2 separate regions of the Homo sapiens genome follow, and region 2 is linked to region 1. Evidence: chromatin contacts called from ENCODE Hi-C or POLR2A ChIA-PET data. All regions are on one chromosome and are shown on one strand. Each heading gives the region's core, a stretch centred on a gene start or an enhancer-like site at or near the end of the contact. The rest is flanking DNA. Distances are from core to core; before and after follow the strand shown. Region 1 has its middle 220 kb from the start of SH3BP4. Region 2 holds the start of AGAP1 (ArfGAP with GTPase domain, ankyrin repeat and PH domain 1).

Region 1 (4,701 bases), core at 1,581-4,080:
TTCCCTGTCAGTGGAGGTTAGGCTCATCCCCAGCAGAGGAAACAGCATGAGCCTTATCCCAGGGTGGCCCTTAGCACCCGAGGCAGAGACAGCCCCGCCCTTTCCCAAGACTGCTCCTTCATGTCAGGTCCTGGAAAACAGTCAGCTGAGGGGACAGCTCAGGCTGACAGCCCTGCTGCAGCACACAAAGGACAAGCACAGTCAGAATGGAAGCATTCTCAGGGTGCAGCAGGGCACCGAGGAGGACTTGACAGCAAAGCCTCATGGAGGAGGTGGCAGACAAGCAGGAAGGGATTTGCAAGGCATTTAGGAGGAGGCAAGAGCTGAGGCATAATGTGCAGGAAAACAGCCCTTGTGGGTTTAAGAGCAGCTCAAGGAGCAGTGAGAGGCGTTACAGAGGCTTTAAAGAAGGGGGTTGGGGAAGACTGAATGGGGCCAGGAAGGCAGCAGGGCCAGATGGGGAAGGGCCGCTGGGGCCATGCTAAGCAGAGTCTACTCTGCCTTCTCTGGGAACAGAGACCATGACAGGGCTTGAAGAGGATGCCACATGACCCGAGAGGACTTCAGAAGGAGTGGCCAGGCAGAAACAGCAGTTATCTGAAAGTGCACAGTATTGGCTTATGTTGCCAACCTCTTCCCTTTGCTTGGAATGTGTTTCTCCTCCTCAAACACCTGCTTGAGCACACAGGCCACACACACGCGTGCTGTCTCTCTCTCTCCTCACTGTTAGCCTGACAAACACTTTCTAGCATGAGGGCAAGAGCCACACCCTGGGAAAACCTCTTTGAGGTCTAGATTGAGCAGGGAAGTAGCTTCGTCTCTCTGAGTTTTAGCCTTCCCTCCTGTCAAATGGCATAATTGTCCCTGCTGTCTTGCCTACAGCATGTTGTAAAGATAAAATCAGGTCAGAATACCAGATAACACCTTCTAAACTGCATTGAATGTAAGGAGGGTTAGTGACCATGGTGATGATGATAATGGTGAAGACGATGGTGAGTTGATGGTAATGGTGGTGGTGATGATGGTGGTGATGGTGATGATGGTGAATGGTGATGATGGTGATGGTTGTGCTGATCATGATGGTGATGGTGGTCATGGTCATGGTAGTGGTGATGATGGTGATGGTGGCAATGGTGAGGTGATTATGTGAAGGAGTGTCTTTTCCTTCATGCAAGGTGGTTTAGAAACCCTATGGTTTCTATCCTCTTTCATCTCTTGGAGGAGCCACTTAATTTGTCATCAAAAGTGGGACAGTTTGTGAGTGCTATTAACATTTACACCAGGACAATGATGCATGAAAGGCCCTCAATTGCATTTTAGACTTCACCACTATTGCAACAAACTGGTTGAAGTAGACCTTCAAAAAGTCTACAGACATCAGGTACAGTTCGGCTGAGTGATCAAAATTTTGGCCTGGTTTTAAATTTGGGTTTAAATTGCTGAGAAAGGACTTGGCCAGGGACTTGGGAAGTCAGTGTACCCTACCTTCCAGGCTATTAGAACTTTTGGCTGAACAACGATCATTTGCTGTCCTTAATACTACAGCCAAGAGGAGACTGGTTGGCAAGTGTGGACAGGGAAGCTCTATTTCCCAGATAGTCATGCCCATCACAGCACAGGGGCCCACTGCTTACAAACCCTCTGTCTGTCTTTCACTTGGAACTTGTGCCTCACACTTGGAGGAACAGCGGGGACTTCTGGGGAACCTCCAACCTGCTGGGCCCTTGAGCAGCTGAAGGAGGTCCTCTACTCAGTGGAATTGAGGCAGTGAGCAGGACAGGCCTTCTGCCTTGGTGGGTGAGGCCGAATTAAGCTACTTCTTGCAGCCCCATGCAACCAAGTCATGATATGCTCCCCAGTGACATACTCAATTTAGCCAGCGGAAATGGAAACTCTGTGCTCATTCTTGTGAATTAAAAAGTGATGAGCAGTCTCCTTTCTTAGTCATATCCCTTTACCTCTGTCCTAGAAATCTGAGACTTATGACAAGGAAAATGCTGTCACTCAGTCTGCAAAGGCAGCCTAAGACAAATTTTAAAGACTGCAAGTTCTGACTCAGCAACTTTTTTTCCCAAGGGCATTGAATCTTTTAAACGTTATCCCTTATAGACTGAATATTTTGGTTTATTGGAACAAAAGTGAACTTCTGGAATATTCCATACAATCTGTTTTCTAAAACAGGTTCAATCCAAGGAGGAAAATTAAAAACAAATGTCTGATGGCCCGAGGTGAGCCATTAGTTAGGACAAACAAACATCTTGCAAAAATGACAGATGGGAACAGGAGGAGTGTTTCTCCTCCATCTGAGTTGACTCTCCCTGAATGGATATTCAAAGAAATTGACAGGAATCCTGTCTTAAGACAAGCCCACTGGGCTCTATGTCAGAAATTTCACCAATCACTTCCCAAGCTTCCCACTCCATTGCTGAAGCCTGGGCCACAGCATTTACAGTTAAGAATGTTATAAAAATCAAACCAAGCAGTTCCTGCCAACCCCCAGGAGGAAAGTTGCAGAGAATGAATAATTCTGCAAAGATCCTGGGCATCTGTGTGCATTAACCATAAAGGCGATTAAAGTTGGAGCAGCAAGGAAAGGGTGTACAAGACTTTGCCCCATAGAAAATGCTGGCTCTCTCCCCTTCGGCCTGTTTGGGAGGTGCCACAACGTGGGTCCCCACCCACTGTCTCAGCCTGGGGGACTGCCTTCTCTCTCTTTTGATCACCAGAAAGGAACAAGCAAATTCCTTCTCAGCTATTTCACCAGGACTGCAGCTGTCATTGCCTCAGGCTATTATAACATCCGTACAGCACCCCAGGAGGCTGAGATGAGGCTTGCAGCCAGCAAACAGTGTCAGAGAAGAAGGAGCCCTGTCGCCTGTGCCAATCTGACCCGGATGCAGGTGAAGCTAGGGTATTGATCTGCTTCTGGCCTCAGGTAGGAGCACCAGTGACATTCAGGGACCTCTTTTCTGCTCTGCCTCTCATTTTGCACCCCTCCTCCCCCACCAGTGATCAACATTCTAAGTATTGCCATCTTTCAGGAGGCAGCCCACACTGACCTTTGGCATCAGCGTATCTTCATGACGTCATGCCTGTTACCTAAGCAACCTGAACCTCAGTTTTCTCATCTGACAAATGAAAATGATCCTTTCTTGTTGCAAGAATAAAATCACTCAGGTTATATCACAAGAGGCAAGAAAACTCTTGAAAATAAGGATGGCATGGCCTTGACATCAGGCCATTTTGCCAAGAGAACAAATCACGTTAGGCTCTGAGCAATGGTCCTAGGGTCCTAGGAGCCCAATGGCTGAACTACCAGCCAAGAGGTCTGGAGAATGTCTTCTCACGAGGGGATGTCTACTCATCCTGACCCTGTTGCTCTATCATCAACATGACTCAGCTAATTCCTCTCTCTCTCTCTGTGTGTGTCTGTGTGTGTATGTGTGTGTGTGTGTGTCTGTCTGTCCTTCTCCATCTGCTCCCAGTTTCAGTTTGCAATCTTGATAAAAACCACTCTAATTGGAGTGAACAATCGCCACTGCTTCTGTTTGGCAGAGCTTTTTTGTGTGAAGCTACATAATAGGGTGTCAGCCAGCCTATAGGTTATCTGTTCTTGAACCATGTACCTGTCTCTGGTCTAATCAGACTGTAAGGGTCAGGGTCACAAACATAACAGAATGATTGCCTAGGCACAGGCGGTATTTCCTGCCACTCCCTCGGCAAGGAAGCAGGCATGTGGGCTGTGCTTCCCAAAGTTGTCCAGTCATGAGAATTACTGGGGCTCTGTGACACAAATGACCAGGTTCCTGCCCTGGCTAGGATTCTAGCCAGGTCTGGGGTGGTCAGAAAAGTCTTAATGTCCAGCAAATACCCTTCAGAGATTCTTAGCATCCCCCACACAGGGCTGGCTTCATAGATATGAGACTGGGGTCATTGCTCAGGGTCCCACCCAGAAGAGCCCCTGCTTGCCGTTTGACACTCTGGGATCACTGTCTTAAACTTCTAGATCATTTTCTCTCTGAATTAGTGTTTTGTGAGTAAAGTCTGATGGGACAATGGAGTGCGGTTCAGGGTCCTGGGCCTGCTCGCTTCCGGTGTCACCATTTCTCTTCTCATGAGGGATGGGTTCCGGGCTCCCAGCTCACTGCCCCTTGGTATCCTCGGCCCTGTCCATTTCCCTTCCCTGCCCTGAAGCCCTATATTCCCTTCCCTGGAACAGGAGTGGTGTGCCTCAGTGGGAGAGGACTTTGTTCTGTTGTCACTCTCCACCCCTGGAGGGGGCCTAGGCGTGGACATAGGGAGGGACTCAGGGTCATCTCTCTTCCAGACCAGAAGCACCACATTGCAGTAGGAAGGTGACTTGGAGGACACTTCTCATCCACCATGATCCAGGATCCAGGTACCAAGTGCACCCCAGCACATCTCCAGAAAATTTTCATCCTGCAAAAAGGAAACTTTATACCCACTGAGCGACAATTTCCTTTTCTCCTTTCCCCACAGCCCCTGACAACCACCTTTCTGCTTTCCGTATCTATATACTTGACTACTACTACTTTATTTATTTATGTATTGTTTTGGGGGTTTTCTGAGACAGAGTCTCACTCTGTTTCCCCAACTGGAGCGCAGCGATGCGATCATAGCTCACTGTGGCCTCTACTGCCCAGGCTCAAGTGATCCTCCTAGCTCAACTTCCTGAGTAGC
Region 2 (4,701 bases), core at 1,139-3,638, 320 kb after region 1:
CCTTTGCTCTGGACTATATTCTCAAGGATGTTTGCAGAGCAAACAGCCTTGGAAGACAGAGATAATGTTTTCTGCCACAGTCAAGGGTAGACATGCTTACTGTCCATGATAAAAACAGTGTCTCCCTCTGGAGTGAAGGGCAGACACACTTACTGCCCGTATGAAAGATCTGAGCTCTCTAAGCTAAGGGTTAAAAACTTATAAAACTCGTATAGGGCAGCTGACTCCAAGTACAGGCTTCACCTGGGCCTCATGTTGCCCGTGGGAATTGGGTCTCAGTAAACTGGTGCATGAAAATGCTGATATTCCAGCTAATGCTACTATTATGAATAACAAAGTCCTTTGTTTCTGATCTGGGAGTCTCATGTCTTCTGCCAGCATCCATGAATTGTGGCAGGCTAACTTGTTAGCTTACAAGTAGGGGAATAGCTCAGCCCCTGAGCAGCTCTTGATAAGAGCTCATGCCTGTGGGGCGAGGCCAGATGGGAGTCATTGGAGGGTTTTGAGAAAAGGCATGACAAGTCCGGACGTAGGTTTTGTAAGTTTCACCAGGTAGGAAGCAGTGAGCTATTACAATTGTTAGATCTAGTGATGGTCCAGCTAGATGATCCTGACTTCAGCCGAGTGGTGAGAAGTCGTGGGATTCTGGATCCTCTGAAGGTGGAGCTGACACCATTTGGGATATGAGAGAATGATAAGCAAAAAGGACAGCACTGAATTTTTCGCCTAAGCAAATGGTGGCCTGGAGTTGCCGATGACTGGGATGGAGAAGATTTTTAGGAGATGTAGCCGGAAGGGATGGCAGGAGTTCAGCTGGCGACATGCTGGACTTAAACACCAGCTAGGCTTCAGGAAATGTTGAGGATGCAGGTGGATGTGAATTTGTTATTCAGGGGTGAGGTCACAGCTGGAGATACATATGAGCTTCATTAACCTGTGTATGATATTCAAAGCCATAAGACAGGGGCGATCACAGCAAATAGCAAAGAAAAGAGGCCTAACCATAAGCCCTGGGGCCCTCCATATTTAGAGGTTAGGGGAGTAGAAGAAAACCACAAAAGGGACAGTGAAGCCAGAAACACAGCAGGAAGCCCTGGTGAGCACTGGGAGAAGGGGTTTCCAGGAGCGCAAGTGATCAGCTGCTGCTGATAGGTCAGGTTTGGTGAGGCCACATGCCTGCCTCTTGGTTACTAGAGTTACTTATGCGTGGACAGCCCGAGGCATGGAGTGATGACCTGTGCCTAAGTGTCAAGGAGAAGACAAGCAGGTCCGGAATGGTAAAAATGTCAGCACATCTTTGGGAAGTTGTGGAGCCCAGCCAGTAAGCCAACACGGCTGGATACCAGGGTGCTTAGGCCATAGCAAACTGCATGTGAGCCGGTGAAGGCTCAGCAGGCTTTAAACGGGGATGCCGGCCCGGCTGGCTGAGTTTCAGAAAGACCACGCCGATGGCTGGGGGCAGGGACTCAGCCAGTGTCCTCAATCCAGGACCTTGTGGGACCGCCCGGCAGCCAGTGCTTCCGCAAATCTGAAGGGTCCCATTTGCCTCAAAGCGGCGAGACGAGCCTTCCAAGCGCTGCTGCAGTGCGGTCCCAGCTCCGCGGGGGGTCCCCGGGGATGACCTAAATCGGGGATTGCGGTGGGACAGACGGTCCAGGGGCTAAGGAACCCCGTGGAGCAGGCAGCGGCGCTCAGGAGGCAGCAGCTTGAGATCCACGGCTCGATTTTTAAAAATTGTAAGGGAGAAGGATGCCTCGAAAGCCTCTGTGGTATTTTGTCGCATCTCGCACCCCTGTCTAAACTTCAGTCCACTCGTGGAGTGTGGACCCCCACGCCGCATGGGCTCAGGAGGCGCTTCGCCTTTGGAAAGAAATCGCATGTATTAAGGGAAAGCACGTGTGCTACTTTGAGAAAGGAGGCAGAAAGTTACCAAACGCGGGAAGGGGAGGCTCGCCAACCAAGCGAGGCCGTGGGACACTGGCGAGTCGCAGAGGCTCCTGGAGCCAGCCGCTTGGAAACAAACAACAACGCGGCGGGCGAACTCCCGGGCAGCCTCCCCCGTGCCGGGGCGCGGGGGCCGCCGCGAGAACCCGGGCAGGAGCTGGCAGGCGCGGGGCCTGGCCGGCGGGAGGGTCCCGCACCCCGGCCCAGTGTGAACACCCCGCGCACCCCCCTGGCCCGGCCCGCCGGGGGCGCGGACTACAAGTCCCAGGAAGCCCAGAGGCAGGCGCGGGGCGGGGCCTGGCGCAATTCCCCGGGATCCGGCGCGCTGGGAAGCGCCGAGGAGGACGCAGCGCCGGCGGCCGGAGGGCGGCAAGCGCGCGGGCAGGCGGGGCGCGGGCGCGGGCGCGGGCGAGGGCGAAGGCGGGGGCGGGGCCGACGTGGGCCGGAGCCCTGCGTGCCAGGGAGGGGGCCGGCCGGGCAGGCGGCGGGCGGCGCTCGGAGCGGGCTCCGCGGCTTGCAAGGCGCCTGCGACTCGGTCCCAGGTCGGCGGGCGGCGCACGGCGGGCTCGCGCGGGGGCCCCGGCGCGCCGGGCGGCGCAGTACGCAGCGCGCGGACCCACGCCACGGCCAGGAGCCCAGAGCAGCGCGGCCACACTGCCCAGGGGTCGGCCCTCGGCCCCGGCGCTCGGAGCGCGGCGGCTGCCTGGGCTTTAATGGCTGCTCCGCGGAGCAGCGCCTAGGGCTGGAAGGCGGCTGCGGCTCAGGAAGTCACCCGAGCAAGCCTCCTTCGGGGCCGGCCGCACCCGCCGCGGCGCGCTCCATGGGGGCGCGCTCCCCCCGGGCGGCCCGCTGACCCGGGACGCCGGGGCCCGCTCGCTCGCCGGCCGCGCGTCCCGGCCATGAACTGAGCCCGCGGGCCAGCCCCGCGCCTGCTCCGCCCGCGCCTTTCTTCTCGCGCCTCCTCCGCCCGCCGCCGGCGGGCCCGGCTCCCCGGGGGCTGCGGCGCCCCGGGCTCGGCGGCCCGCGGGCCCCGGGGCGCGGGGCGGCGGCGGCGGGGGGCGCGCGGCTCCGGGCGCGGCGCCTGCACCATGAACTACCAGCAGCAGCTGGCCAACTCGGCTGCCATCCGGGCCGAGATCCAGCGCTTCGAGTCGGTCCACCCCAACATCTACTCCATCTACGAGCTGCTGGAGCGCGTGGAGGAGCCGGTGCTGCAGAACCAGATCCGGGAGCACGTCATCGCCATCGAAGGTGAGGGCCGGGCCGCCTTGGGGCCTCGGGAAGGCACGGACGCCCGCGGCGCGGCGGGGGTGTGCGCTGTGTGCGTGCGGGTGTCCACACACGCCGGCCGGGGCACGCGGCTGCTCCGCCGAGGGAGCACTGCGGCGCTGCTTGTCTTGCAAGGCCGGGCGAGCGTCGCCTGCGCCCCGCCGCGCCGCGAGCTCCGCCAGGAAGATAGATCGTCAGCGTTAATTTGATCGTGGACAATAGAGTCTCTCCTGCGGGAAAGTGGCTCGGTGCCTCCGCGTCCTGGGCTGCCGGAGCGTCCCGGCCCAGCAGACGCCTGGGGGCAGCCGGCGGGGTCGGCGCCACCCGACCCCTGACAGGTTACCAGGCCAGGCCTGGGCGTCTTGCTGGACGTTGAAGACGTGTTCTGAGAAGTGCTGCCGCTGGGGGCGAGGCCCGGGCCGGCGTGTTTGGGCGGTGCAGGGCTGCCCTCCTTAGTGTGTTTGCTTAATTCAGGGGTGCAGTTGAACTTAGTGGATGCCGAGAGCCAGCCCTAGCCGCGGGAGCATCGTGTCCAGGTGCCCCTGTGCAAACGCTGGAACCGGTAGTGTGCTTTGTACCAACCAAAAGTCCGGGGTTGGATTAGAGGAAGAACCCTACCAGGAGGGCAGGGCGTCCTCCAGCGGAAGGGTCTCGCTTTCATATGTCTGCAGTTGGAGGCCACTGAAGTGGAGGGTGCTGTGGTTTTAAGAGGGGCAGGATGCTTGGGCAGAATCCCCACCCGCTTCCCTCTGCATGTCAGGCAGGGCCATGGCCTTCCAGGAGAGCTACAGCAGCAGTCTGCCTTCCGGGGCTGTGCCCTCTGGATTTCTGGTGGCTCTCATTTCTCTGTTTCCAGGCTGCTGATTTATTTTCTTGCTTCATCCCTTTGGTCCGGCCAAGACTCACCTGGGGCACCAGGTGGCATGTGCGTGGACAGTGTGGAGTCATATCTTAGCCACAGTTGATCAGCACTTTCTCCCTTCTCAGCGCTGTTGGCCAGTGATGGTAAAAAGCCTGCAGAGTGGCTTGTCCATAATACAGACTGGCCGGTAAGACCTCTATTGAGGAACATTGAGAATGGCCCAAAGCCGGCAGGAATGTGCCTGAAAGCCTGGTGCTGGCGTTGCCCAGCCTCCTCCCTCTGTGAGGGAGAGGGTATCAGCCCACAGAGAGGCTTTGCCTTGGCACTATGTAGTCTGAACTACTAACCCCGAAGTGCTTTGGTTTGAAACTTGGCCAGTTAGGTGGAGAAAGTGGATGTTGTGTTGCTGAGCCCTTGGCATTTGGCAGCCCTGTAGACTTGAACCATGTCCCAGCCAGGCTGGATGACTGGCAGACTATACCCTTGGGGGACTTGTTAATTCCAGGGGAGGATCCGGGTGGAGCTCCAGCCTTATGGGGTCCTAGCCCTTTGTGTGTATCTGTCTCCCATGAGGTCACCTGGCTGCCTTGTTGGTGACTTAAGATGCTCTGTGGATTCCTCAAGAG

The links. Hi-C counts contacts between places; a loop is a spot of excess contacts on that map. ChIA-PET counts read pairs that join two places held with the same protein, here RNA polymerase II (POLR2A). Pooled maps may share reads with other maps.
Region 2: a map of PC-9 shows a loop between it and region 1 (5-fold over the local background). The contact joins the promoter of AGAP1 here to the enhancer-like site in region 1. A Hi-C loop is called at or near these places in 2 of 168 maps with a recorded cell type or tissue (PC-9 and chondrocyte) and 2 of 50 pooled maps. POLR2A ChIA-PET finds 5 or more read pairs at or near these places in 1 of 52 experiments (PC-9).

Annotation. Positions count from the first base shown.
Region 1 is chr2:235,168,265-235,172,965 of GRCh38, forward strand. No RefSeq gene overlaps it. Among named protein-coding and RNA genes, the nearest start is that of SH3BP4, 220 kb to the left of the region's middle. RefSeq lists a silencer at 3,233-3,419. Within about 2 kb of position 2,831, at least 6 of the 41 ENCODE cell types and tissues checked have a DNase peak (open chromatin) inside an H3K27ac peak, as active enhancers do; they include PC-9, where a contact is called at or near this core.
Region 2 is chr2:235,491,655-235,496,355 of GRCh38, forward strand. AGAP1 (ArfGAP with GTPase domain, ankyrin repeat and PH domain 1) reads left to right here and starts at 2,389. Exons shown (of 18, transcript NM_001037131.3): 1 at 2,389-3,195. The coding sequence starts at 3,033. RefSeq lists an enhancer at 3,643-4,516.